2 separate regions of the Homo sapiens genome follow, and region 1 is linked to region 2. A link is a contact called in ENCODE Hi-C data. All regions are on one chromosome and are shown on one strand. The core of a region is the stretch at or near the end of the contact, and the rest is flanking DNA. Distances in the headings are between cores, read along the strand shown.

Evidence for each region. A loop is a pair of places that touch in the nucleus more often than their neighbours do. Pooled maps may share reads with other maps.
Region 1: a loop to region 2 is called in a map of naive thymus-derived CD4-positive, alpha-beta T cell, with 1.8 times the contacts of the local background. The contact joins two enhancer-like sites. A Hi-C loop is called at or near these places in 2 of 168 maps with a recorded cell type or tissue (both naive thymus-derived CD4-positive, alpha-beta T cell), 1 of 37 single-sample maps with no recorded cell type and 8 of 50 pooled maps.

What each region holds. Positions count from the first base shown.
Region 1 is chr2:12,124,719-12,131,131 of GRCh38, forward strand. The region is part of intron 2 of MIR3681HG (MIR3681 host gene); the gene reads left to right. Among named protein-coding and RNA genes, the nearest start is that of MIR3681, 71 kb to the right of the region's middle. Within about 2 kb of position 2,978, at least 5 of the 41 ENCODE cell types and tissues checked have a DNase peak (open chromatin) inside an H3K27ac peak, as active enhancers do.
Region 2 is chr2:12,299,721-12,306,573 of GRCh38, forward strand. The region is part of intron 3 of MIR3681HG (MIR3681 host gene); the gene reads left to right. Among named protein-coding and RNA genes, the nearest start is that of MIR3681, 100 kb to the left of the region's middle. Within about 2 kb of position 3,876, at least 3 of the 41 ENCODE cell types and tissues checked have a DNase peak (open chromatin) inside an H3K27ac peak, as active enhancers do.

The sequences.
Region 1 (6,413 bases), core at 1,728-4,227, 180 kb before region 2:
ACAAATGAATGGAAACCCTACTATTTGCTTGTTTGGGCTTCTCCTTCAATCCATGACATAAAGCAATGGCATTTGAGGCAGTGAATTGAACCTTAATCCTTGACTGCTTTATCAAAAGCCTGGATAATGGAAGTGATATTTATGAGGACTTGTTTGAAGGGCATGCTGTTTATCCCTTCCTCTAGTTGTGCTAATTTTTATTCCTGCATCAAGCTGTGCACTTGGACCATATGTTCTTAGTCCCCAGCAGAATTTTCATGCATTTTAATGTTATTTCCTTGGCTTACATCCAGAGATATTATACATAATGGCTTTATGAAAACTATTACTGTGTGGGATGTCTTTGAGGTAGTGTGCGTTAGGTCCTTGCTCCAGCTTCCTTCTAGATGAAGCCTAGAGCAAGGGCCAGGAAAGACTTTGCTTCCTCTGAGGAGCTGGGACACTTTTTACTTTGTGGTAACAAGACTGACTGTATCTTGGTTTTTGGATTGATCATAGGAAGCGCAGAGCCAAATGTACAGGTGAGTTGTAGCAACCATGAAAGCCTCTATGGTTTGCACAAAGGGAATGAGTAGAGTTAACAGAGTGGAAGCACCTGTGGACATTGCTAGCCCCACAGAAAGGGAGTGGGGAGAATAGCAGAGACATCAATCATTTAATAGGCTGAGAGTTCTTGCTGCTGGCATTCTCCAATCCCCCAACCTGGACAGCTTTCTATTTTGATTCTCACCTGCTTTATGACTGTGGCAAGTAATCAACCTTTTCCTGACTTTGGCTTCTTGTAAAGTGAGGGCTTACATGAGAGGCTGTCCAATTGGAGGTTAATTAGAGGCCATCTCAGAGCGTGTCTTGATGATGCCTTCCTTCCCAGGTCCTTGGCCCCTACCCTTCCTTATTCTCACTCCCACCTCTGCCTATTCTGAGATAACACCAGGTGCTTCTCCACACAGGTGAGTCCTGTCTACTGCAGGCGTTCTGAAACTTAGCTACACAGTAGAATGATCTGGGGAGATTTAAAACAGTCCAATGTCCCAGCTGGCATCCTTTACAGAATAAATTAGTCTCTGAAGTGGGACCCTGGCACCTTTATTTTTTACGGTTCCCCGGATGAGGCCATTGTGAAGCTGCATTGGAGAACCTGTACTTTTGCAACTTTACTGTCCCTTTGAATTGCCTGGGGATCTTTTAAGTGCAGATTCTGACTCAGTGGGTTTGAAGAGAGGCCTGAGAGTTTACATTTTTAAAAAACTTTTAGATGATGTGATGTTGTTGGTTCCTGTGTCACACTCTGAGTGGCAAGGTGAAGACACATATTTGGTGGATAATGCAAAAAAGGAAGGACACCTGACTCAGTCCCGCTGGAGCCCAGGGGAGGGGGAACCAGCATGCTGAAATGAGCACAGCCATGATCTGCATTCTGCTTCACTGAGCTATTGACAAAGTTAAGTTCAGTGTGAGGCCCGGAGTTTTGGGGGAACCATGAAGCCAAGCATATTCTGTAACCAATGAGGCTGAGAGCACCTTAGAAACACATTCACTTTTCCAACTTCAGAATCTAAATCATCATAGGTGTTTGCTAAATGAGTAAAGAGATGCGGAACAGGCACTCTCTTCTTTGAGGGCAGAAAAGGACCCACTTTATTGCTATAGTGTGACTTGAGACAAGGATTCTGTCTCAGGGTGTTTCATGAAGAAAAGATAAGGCGTGGTATTAGATTCAGGGTCAGGCTCCAGCCCAAGCTGAGGTCCAAAGGGAGTGGGTGACTGAATGGCAGATAGCTGAAAGAACACTTGGGGGTGCCGTAGGTAGGTGAAATACAGCTTTATTCAGCAGCTCTCTCATCAGCAGTTCTCTTACCCTGTCTGCTCTGTCTCGGCTACTTGCTCTGGTCACTCCCATGCACAGTTGTGCAGCTGGCTCTCCCTTTAGGGTCAGCAGCTTAACTCTCTCTCTGGACATTAGTGCTCATGACTGATACTCTATCTTACAGGAAAATGACATTTGCTATTATGTGATTCAAAGCATACTTGTTAATTATCATATTTTTAGCAGATACATAACATCCATTTTTAGAACATTCAGGAAAAAAAGTCATGTCTTTGAAGACATGTCTAGGTTACAAAACTCTGGGTAGTCATATAAGAGCTTTCTTTTCTCTTTCTTCTCCCCCTTTACTTTTGGTCAATTATAAGCCAGAATGAAAAGACGTAGTTGACTTCAGAATGGTGACTTACTCCAACCAAGAGAGAGTGTTGCTGTATAACACTGCATTTTCAGTGTGTGCAGGAAGTATGATGGTTGGGGGACTCTTTGCCATGGTTATGTGATCTCATGTCAAGGACAGGCTGTTATGAACTGTTACCCCCTAAAATTCATATTTTGAAATTGATTCCCCAATGTGATAGTATTTGGAGGTGGAGCCTTTGGGAAGTGATTAGGTCATGAGGGTGGAGCCCTCATGAATGGGATTAGTGCCCTTATAGGAAAAGGCCAGAGAGCTAGTACCTCTCTTTTCATCATGTGGGGACACAGCAAGAAGTCAGAAGCCTACAATCCGGAAAAGGACCCTTGCCTGAACCTGACCATGCTGGCACCTGATCTGGGGCTTCCAGCCTTGGAACTGTAAGAAATGAATTTTAGTGGTTCATAAGCCACTCAGTTCACAGTACTTAGTTATAGCAGTATAACTTAATAGTAGCCCGAATGAAGATGGAGATTGTGTTTGAAAGCAGGTGGATGTAGCCAACTGTATAGTTCCAATAAAAGGAGTGGTAGTTTGATAATAGAGGGGGGAAAATGAAGACTGATTTCATGCATTGAGGTTTGATTTACATTTTTGCTATCAGAGTTTATTTCCTGCTTTAAATGGAATCATTCATGGTGAAGAATAAATCAAATTCTGCTTGAATTTTCACAGTCAGGATTGGGTGTTTTCTCTTTTTAAGACTTAAAAAGGAGCCAGGCTCACTGTTACTTCCTGTGCTGTCACCTGAAGCAAAGCAGAGTCTGAAATTCACCCTTAAAGAGACAGAGCAGGGGAACAGAAGATCTTGCTTGCAATCATAGACTCACTTTTTCCCTTTTCTCTTTCTTAAAAAAAAACCCCGCATTTCTCATTTTCCTTCTTTCTAATTTCCCCCTTTCTCTTAGGTGGAGTAAAACATGAGCTTCCAGAACTAGGTAGTGCAGTGAGCAAAGTGGCTGTATTTCTTTCTACAAATGTGCACTTCCTGTTCATGTTTTGCAGGTCACAGGAACGCCTGTGTGGCTTCAATCTGCCTATGTCCCTTCACTGTGGGGTAAACTCACATCAGGCTTGGAGGTTGGCTGATGGCATGCTGCTGACCTTTATTAAAACTTTTGTGTGTCATATTTTTTGGACCTCTTTCCCTCCAAGAGCTTCTACTGCAATCCAGAATGGAACCCTTGAGGATGAACGCTGGTGTCTTGGCACTTGTGCGACTATGTTCTACTCCCATCAGGGGTCCTGTCCCTCGGGACTTTGATACAATTTCTTACTCACTTCAAAGGAGGGTATTCTGGATAGTGCCTTATAAAGCATGTAATACGTGAATAAATTCTCGTTGGGAAGGGAGCCCTGTTTAGGGACTTCATCTGGAATGTGCTAAAAAGCAAAACAAAGTAATTTAAAAAAAGTCAGTCAAGCCTTCCTATTTAGAAGAGTAGACCACAAAGTTAGGGCTAGAATCTGGAATAGGGTTGGAGTTGAGAGTGGAAACTGATCTGCGTAATTAAGTAACAGGAATTTGTAGGGATTTGGAGTCTTCCTGATGCATTGCATAGGGAAGGTGGAAATTACGTGTGTGTGTGTGTGTGTGTGTGTGTGTACACGTATAGATAATGAAGAGGAGTGCAAAGGAAATAGTTAAAGAAGAGAAAAAAAGTCTTGGTAATGAAAGGAAGTCCATCAATTTAAAACTAGAAACTGTGCAATTCTTGGCAAGGATGGCGGAAGAAAGGGTTAATGAAGAAAATAGGTGAATGAATTGTGTGTGTACCATGCACATGGTGCCATGGTTCACTATCAATATTCAGTAAGTGTCTGGTTTCCAGGAAAGCCTGGTATCAGGGTTGCTCTGAGGAATAAAAGAGAGAGTTTGAGTTGCACACCAAAGGGGTTGAGGTGATGGAAGAAAGCCAGCAGCCTTAGGAAGTGAGAAAACTAGCAACTCCTGGGAGTCATAGGAAGCAGGAATGTGGAGCCAGGGTGGGGAGGAGAAAGTAAGCCCTTGGAAATCTGGAAGAGACTGGGTTTTCCAGTATATGTGGAATGGGGACTTAGGTCATTTAAAGTGGATTTACTAGGAAAGGTTGAGCTCAGAATGCTGGAAGACTTGGGGACATGTGGGTTAAAAGCTTTAGATATGAAGACATTGAGCAGGACTCATAGTTAATAATCATAGCTAACACATGAAGAGTGTTTACTAAATGCTAGGCACAGTTTTAAGACTTCATTAACCCAGTTTCTTCAATAACTGATGAAGCAGATGCTTTTAATATCTACTTGTTAAAATTTTTTAAAATTACAAATTAGAAAACCGAGGTTCCTGGGTGAGGAAATTGCTTAAGGTGACAGGGCTGGTTAGTTTGAGTGTTACCATTCAACCCAAATTCAACCCAAATTCAACCCAAGGGATGTGTCTTCTCCTACCTTGTGTCCTGGAACAAGGGACTCCACCCCTTCAGAGTCGAGGTTGTTCTCTTCATTAGAATGAAAGTGTTGGGCTCATTGATTGATTGATTCATTCATTCACTCATTCATTTAAAGCATTAAATGAGAGTTTAGCATGCCTCAATAAGAGGATTTTCTGCCTGCTTTGGGGTTTCTGGCAGAATGCTGGTGGGAGCCTGGAACTCTGAGAGCTCCTGACAAACCTTCAACCCTTTATTTCCACAGCATCTGCTACCCCTCACCACTTCCAACACTCCTTTTGCCCTGCTTGGATCAGTCACCCCAACTGCCTCAGGTCAGCTCTCAGCCCCAGACTCTGACCCCCACAAATATCTGTAATACAACTTTCTGTTTTTCATCAAATCTTTTCCAATTCCTGTAACTCTTTCCCTGTGATCTCTTCATATGGTTGGACATCAATACAAAACACCTCTAGCATCATTCTTTCCTGATGGTTCCCTTTACCTTTGATTCCCTGAAACTTAGCCCTCCCAGAAGGACACTGCCTCTCTCCCAAAATGGGCTTACATGTGGTGAGGGGGGTGTCCCTGCCTCTTCTGGGAGACTCCCGACCATTTTTTCTTTCCTTCCAATATTCTAACTGTCCCCCCAGTTCTGTATCCATGGTCCCAGTTTGTACCACCCACCACTACTTCTTGAAGTCATGTGCCAACTCCTAGGTCACTCCCCGCACTGTTTGAAGTTTTTAGTTCCAGACTCACTATTAATAGGTGACACATTACCAGGGTGAGTGGTCTCAGCATCCATTTAGGAGACCCTTTTATCCCTGGGGCCTCCAAATCCCTTGGCCTCCTCTTCTTTTTCTCATCCACCTAAGTACTCATTCCCACAATCATATGTATGATTTCATTACTATCAGTGATAACAGCAACTTCTCCATGGTCTCCCATTTTAAGCATCCTTCTCTCTGTCCTTTGCCATCTTTTTGGCTTCTTTCTCTTAGTACCCTTGACTCCAACAATCGTTTAACCTCACAGCATCCTGCAATCTATTAATTCTATTATTTTTTTCCCACTATCTGTCTTTCATATGTCATCACTGCTCTATTTACCCAACTGAAATTCCATAGCCTTTCATTTCAACCAGCTAGAATCTGGACTCTGCTGGACAAAAACATTCTGGTCTTGCTGTAAATTCATGATCATTAATTTCAAGTGGACCCTTACAGCAATGCAGCAAACATTTGATAATCTCCTAGTGCATTCTTGGTCCCATGCTCCTATGCAACAGTTTTATTATTCACCTTCATCTCTTTCCTCAAATCTCTGACACCTTCTCCCCCATGTGCAATCTCCACTGGTGATCTTGCTGAGAAAATTGAAGTTTTCAGAGGGAAACCTCTGTAAATTAACACCAACCCATCTACTCACCAGCCTGAACCTGTGTCCTTATGCATTGCTTCCTCTCCTGCCGTGTAGATGAATTGTCTGTGCTCCCAGCAAGTGCTGTTCCTGAGCGGCATGTATTACATTCCATGTCCTCTTCCTACCAACGGATGTTGCTCCTGCCATTGGTTGATTGGTTGCTCTCTGACCTCACCATCACTTTTCCTTCTGTACCTGCTCTTTCCCATGAGGATGCAAACATACATCTTTTCAACACACACACACACACATACACACACACACACTCTTTTCTTCTCCCTTTATTGTTCCATTTGTCTCCCTCATTTATACCAAATATCCTCACAAAATCAAT
Region 2 (6,853 bases), core at 2,626-5,125:
ACAGACATCACAAAGCAAGAGAAGAGGTGAGACAGAGAGAGAGAGAGAGCAAGAGAGAAAGAGACAGGGGAGGTTCTACGTTTTGTTTTGTTTTTTTTTTTTTTTTTCCCAACCAGCTCTTGTAGGAATGAATAGAGCAAGCACTTACTCATGACTCTTACCAGGAAGGGCATTAATCTATTAATGAGGGATCCACTCCCATGATCCAAACACCTCCTATTAGGCCTCCTCTAACACTGGGGATCAAGTTTCAACCTGAGAATTGTAGGGGGTCAAACATCCAAACTATGGCAAGGAGATGCAAGAGATAATGCAGATGTTTAATCAATAGATGTTTGCAACTGGTTATCAACAGTAAAGAAGTGGGAATGATCAGAGGCTGCTGTGATATTACCTACCTGGATGGCTGGAAGGTTCTTATACAATTCCCAGGCAGGTTTGTGCCTGCCTCTTCCTGGAGCGCTGATTGCCAGGGTGTCACAATGGATGCCTTGAGCAGTTGCAGAAGAGTACTTGATGTTTATTTCATGTGTATGACTTCCTTTCGGTTTTCCTCCCCAATTTTTCCCTCAGTCCCCAGGCATGATCCTGAAATGATTCTTAGGTGTGCTGACTGCCGTCTCTTTCTTACTAAAACACTCAACATTCTTTCAGTCCTCCATGACAATGTTTACAAAATTTAAAACATTCTTTGAGCATTGACTATTTGCCAAACATTGTTCTGGGTGCTAAAAACAGAGCAGTGAGTAAGTATGATATGTTTCTGCTTTCTTGGAGCATGCATTCTGGTGAGGAATAATATTCCTCCTCAATGTTCCTTCCTCTCTCTCCATACCTCTTCAGCATTTGTTTAATTCTCCTTCGTTTCTTGTTTTGCCTCAGTGGTTTCCTTGGCACCAGTGCCAACTTGCAGACCCATCTTCTACATTGCTGTTTCCTAAATATAGAGATGGTCATGTGCCTGTCCCACTGAAAAACCTTCAATGGCTCCCTATGTCCTATTGGATAAAATTATACCTCAGAAAAGATATTCTAACATTTGTTATAATCAGATGGCCTGCTCTTGCTTCTGGAGAAGCTATATTGCTCAGGGATCAAGGGGGAAACAATAGGTTCAAATTTTTAAACAAAGAAGATTTAATTCATAGAATTCCAGAACTTTGAAAGGTCAGTAGTTCAGTATGTTTCCCATTCATTACCGCTTGTTTATATTCACACACACAAAAGCTTTGCCACTGTGGAGATGCCAGTGGAGTTGTGGAGCTGGGGGTGGAGGAAGGTTTTAAAGTTTCCTCTGGATGGGAAATAATGAAACTTTCCAACTTTACTTATGCATGAATGAAGGTGGTTTAATGGGCCAAGTGCCGGCTTTGGAGTTACAAAGGCTTGGGTTTAAATCCAGCTGTAGGACTTCTGCAAGTCCCTGACTCGCTGTGAACTTTAGCTCCTCAATTGTCATATGAGGGTGACTCGGCCTATTTTACAGTATTAGGAGGCAGACAGCTCAGATGCCGGCCTTGCTGAGGTCAGGCAGGGCTAGGTTGCCGTAGTTGAATGGCAGAATTATCACCCACATCTGGATGGAAGAACATGTAGAGGTTTTCCAAAAAGAGGGGATTGAGAGAGTAGGCCAGCAATGCCAAACAGTGGGCATTCGTTCTGGGGTGAAAGAGAGAAGATGAAGCCATGGCTGAGAATACAGGAGGTAGTTCGCTAACAGAATTGATGCTCCCAGCCTCCCACGGGGAGTGGGAGAGCTTGAGTAACGCCCAACATCACAGGCAATCTCTTCACAGCTACAATCCCTTAATTCATTTCCTCCCCTAGAGCATATATTTGGATCCCTACTATGTGCTAGGTGCCTGGATGTAAGACGCCTGGCCTCACAGTGGATGGACATCTAGGGGTGTGAGTGGCTGAGCAGAGTGCCCAATAAAAGGGTGGGAGGAGACAGGCCAGAGAGGTATGACCAGGTCATAGAGGTCCCCATGGACTTAGAAAGGACTTTGTTTTTTATTCCAAGTGGAATAGGAATTCTAACAGCAGGGTATGAATGAAGGACACAAGAGTGAAAACTCGGATCATCCAACCTTTGACTTATCCAAGCTATGACATAGATGTTAAATAAACAAAAACACCCAAAATAGATAAATGAAGAAGGGATAGCATGTGCCTGTGCATGCACACTTCCTGGGCCTGTCATGTATCGAAGAGGGTAAGACTTTCTGCCTAAGGAACTGGATATGGTTATATGTGAGCAGAGCATGAAGGCCTGCACTGACCACGCTTCCCAGGCTTCCACGTCTATGGAGATGCATAGGTCTAGAGTAGGCTGAATACTCGAGGGTAAGCTTCCAAGGGCACAGGTGTGATTACAGTCATCAAGACACCACCGCCCCAATGAGTAGCTATCATGTATTGATACCTGATGGAGATTTGTGAGATGAATGATGCCACCAGAACGCAAACTCTGACAACCAAGCCAAAAGCGATGGATCTGTTTAACAAAATGGTTAAATTAACCAGTGACAGCAGGGCTGTCTTATATAGTCTGGCAGGAAGTTCTCTGCACAACTCCAAGGGAAGCTGTGCATATAAACAACCCACACAGCACATCACAGGCCTGAGAGTTGGAGGAGTGCACTAAGTTCCGGTGGGTGTGGGCTGTGTCTGGACCTGTGAGCTTTTCATGGGGGACTGCCAAGGTCAAGTGGCATGGCTGCTGCCCTCTTTTCCATATGTGTGAGGCTTGGGACAGCATGCCTGTGTTTTATTCATGCCCTGTCACAGACATGGCATCCTAGTGGATGAAATGCTGGGACCCCGGTTCTAAAACTTTTTGACTATAAGATTGTTAATTATCCTATGGATAATAGAACCAAGGTGTTCTCCCTTCTCCATCCTCTTAGCCAACTCCTTTCACCCATTCAGACACAATTAAGACCCCATGTCTTTTGAAAGGCCTTTGGACACATATCCCTTCTCAAAGCACTGAGACATGCTGGTTACCTCTGCCGTAGCTCCTACTGTCTCAGTCATTTCTGCTCCCTGAGGCCAGGGGCTGTACTTATTTATTTATATTCCCAAGGCCTGCACCTAATAGATGCTCACCTAATAGACGTGCTGGATTACCTCTGTCATAGCTCCTACTGTCTGTCATTTCTGCTCCCTGAGGCCAGGGGCTGTATTTATTTATTTATTTATTTATTTATTTATATTCCCAGAGACTGCACCTAATAGACGCTCAGTCAACTTTTATCAAAGGAGAGAAAAGTTTTGTATCTTAGGTTCTAATTATGAGTTGAATATATATGCATTCAAGAACTCCCATTTACTGCATACTGACCAGAGTTATGAAAAACAACCCAATATAAATTCTCTTGTTCAAACATTTCTTTCCTTATAATAGCAGATGCCATCCTAGTGGGGACAGGGCAGCAGGCATATTTGAAACGCTCATATGTATAAGAGGAAAATGCAGAGAAATTTTCAAGGGTTCTCCAAGGACTGGTGAGGCATGACCAGCCCAGCAGTTTTTTGTGGCAGAATCTCTGATGAAATCAGAACTTCAAGGTCTTGAACTAATGTTCCATAAATTAGGTGATGCTGAAACCAGAGAACTTTGAAGGGGGGTATTTTTCTTGGGGCAATATCGGGAAACCATGTGTGCCTATGACTAATTCCCCTCCTGTGAACTGTTGGTATTATCTTTGAGGGTTTTCAAGATAAATAAATTGAAGCTGTTGTCAAGTTTTACTAGACAAAAGCAAACAATCCCAGGGTCTTTCATGTGTCTGTACTGCCACAGCGTCACCCCCTACTGCCTTCTTGCTTTGTGGTTTGTTGGGAGAGGAGAGAAGCATGCAGGGCAGGGGCATGCACCCCGCAGAGGAGAGGATACCACAGCCACAACCACGGTCACCCACAAGGTCACGCCAGGATTCCCGCAGTCATGTGCAGTTCCATCAGTGCAGCAAAGTGCCTACTTTGTGCCCAGCCCTGCACCAGGGACCGAGGACACAAATACAAACAGGCACTGTGCTTGCATTTGCCCTTGAGAAGTTACTTGTCTTAAAAATATTGAGAACAAAGTTTACTGATTGCACTGTTGCCACATCAAAAAATTACTCACCAACAGAAGGCCTGATCTACCAGGGATTAGAATTGTAAACCAAAAATAAAATTCCAAGCCCTCCAACTGACTGAATGAACCTTCCTCTTGGCCAATGGGACCCAACTAAACCTGAAAAATTAGTTCAGACCATAATGAGAAGGGGAGGATTGGACCTGCTTCATTATACTCACCTCTCTTTGGAATTCAGGCACAACTGGCCAGGATTAATATTAAAATACAGATCCCAAGACTGACAGACAGACTCTTTGTAGCAATAAGATACCAAATTCCAACCTGACCTTAGTATAGCATCACATCCCAGATGGCAGAGCTCTGAAAGAAACCAAAGTATTTTACCCCAAAATATACTCGTTTGACGTATTTTGAAATGGTCCCATAAAACTGTCTCTTGTGGGGAATACTTACCTTCTGTAGAGAGCCCTCTTCCCTTTCCAGGTCTTTTTCTGATGCTGAAGAGATGGGCTGAGAGTCTAGCACCTTTTAAAGGTCTGAATAGGAAATATTTGCCATCTTTTGCCTCTGGCCACCTATGAGGCTTCATTTACATAATAAGAACCTTGTTCTCTACAACCCCTTATCTTAACCCAAACACTCCTTTCTATTGATCCCAGGTTTTTTGATAATAACTAACTCAACCAATTGCCAATCAGAAAAGCTTTGAATCCACCTGTGACCTGTAGGCCTCCCCCTTCCCACACTTCAAGTTGTCCTGCATTTCTGAACCAAACAAATGTATGCCTTATATGCATTGATTGATGTCCTATGTCTCTCTAAAACATAAAACCAACCTATAATTCAACTGCCTTGGGCACATGTCCAGGACCTCCCAAGGCTGTGTCACAGGTTATGATCCATAAGCTTGGGAAAATAAACTTCTAAATTGATTGAGATCTGTCTCAGATAATTTTTTGTTTACAGAGGTGACAGCAATGGCCAAGTTTCTTTCCTCTTTGGGCTCCAATTTCCTCAGCTACAAGAAGGGACCTCTTAGTCCTTTTAAGCTGGACTCTTGAAATCTTTCCAGTTTAGCTAATTAGACTTTCAAAGAAGCTAGAGATTGTTGAATAGAAAGAATTCAGCTGGTATAGAGAACTGGGAGCCTGTGCTGCTGTCTTCAGGTAATTATGTCATTACATAAGGAAATGAAAACAATTTAAGGATGCTTTTTATCTTTTAGTATTGGCATGGCTTTGACTCTAACACTGAGGCAATAATTTGTGGTCAGTGCCAGATGCAACGTCTCCTTCATGGGCTGCGTCACAAAATCAAAACAGCTGCTTGGAACTAAAACTGATTTTCACAGAATGCCAGATGTGCTAGATGTCCTCTCCTGAGCTACCTGATTCAGTCCTCCTGGGAATACACAGGCATTTCAAATACTAGAGTGAGTGATCTGGGGACGTGACCACCCACCTGCCCCTTCAAATATTTCTGCAGTGTTCATATAGTATGTTTCTGATATTTTTCCTTTATCTTTACATCTTTGAAAACATGGTCCTATGTAGAGTATTCTCAATGACAGTTATAGACTCTGCTGAGAGCAAACAAATACCCCAATTAAAAGTGACCACTTGATTGTCAACTCAGAGCAGCTGTTTCTTTCCCACCTTTACCCAGCATTCCTGGGAACCCTTTAAATTGGATGTGGGTTGGAGACAAGCTGCTCGGGTGTTCAGGGGTTAAACTCCTATACTTGCATGTTGTATTTGATTTAGGAATCATCATCCATGACCCATAATACAGTTGGGGTAAGGAATATGACCACAGCCAGTGGTGGGCTGGCCCATCCCAGCTTTCCTGCTGGGAGAGGGGCATTACAGTGAACAAATGGATATACCCACCAGTATCAGGTAGTGAAGATGTCCCCCCCATGTCTGGAGTGAGAAACCTGAAAATAGGTGAGCCATTTCTTTCTTCTTTCATTCTCCCCTATCAAGGCCTGCTGGTGTGGACTAGTCTTACACAGATGCAGGGGACAAATAAGATGACCATTTAGAAAGCTGAAAGGTGTCTAATAAATTCATGTGGGAGCTTTCCTTTTATATTCGTGCATAACAAAAAGTAAACAGGTTTTATCATTCTGGCATATTAGCAAAAAATTAAATCCTTAAAGCTGAGCAGGGTTCGTACATTGCTATTAGGAGTAGACATTGGTAGAACTGAAATAAAAATAGTTTAAGTATGGGTCAATGATGCCGAGAATTTTTTCATATGATTGTTGGCTGTTTGTATGTCTTCTTTTGAAAAATGTCTGTTTTCAAAACCACAGTGAGATACCATCTCACACCAGTCAGAATAGTTAATATTAGAAAGTCAAAAAACAACAGATGCTGGCAAGGCTGCAGAGAAAAGGGAACACTAATACATTGTTGGTGGGAATATAATTTAGTCCAGCCAATGTGGAAAGCAGTTTGGATATTTCTCCAAGTACTTCAAACAGAACTACCATTTGACCCAGCAATCCCATTACTAGGTATATACCCAAAAGGAAAATCAATCATTTTACCAAAAAGAAACACACACGTATGTTCATCGCAGCACAATTCACAATAGCAAAGACATGGAATCCACCCAGGTACCCATCAATGGTAGATTGGATAAAGAAAATGTGGTACATAATATGACACAGCTATAAAAAAGAATGAAATCATGCCCTTTGCAGCAACACTGGTGTAGCTGGAAGTCATAATCCTAAACAAATTAACACAGAAACAGAAA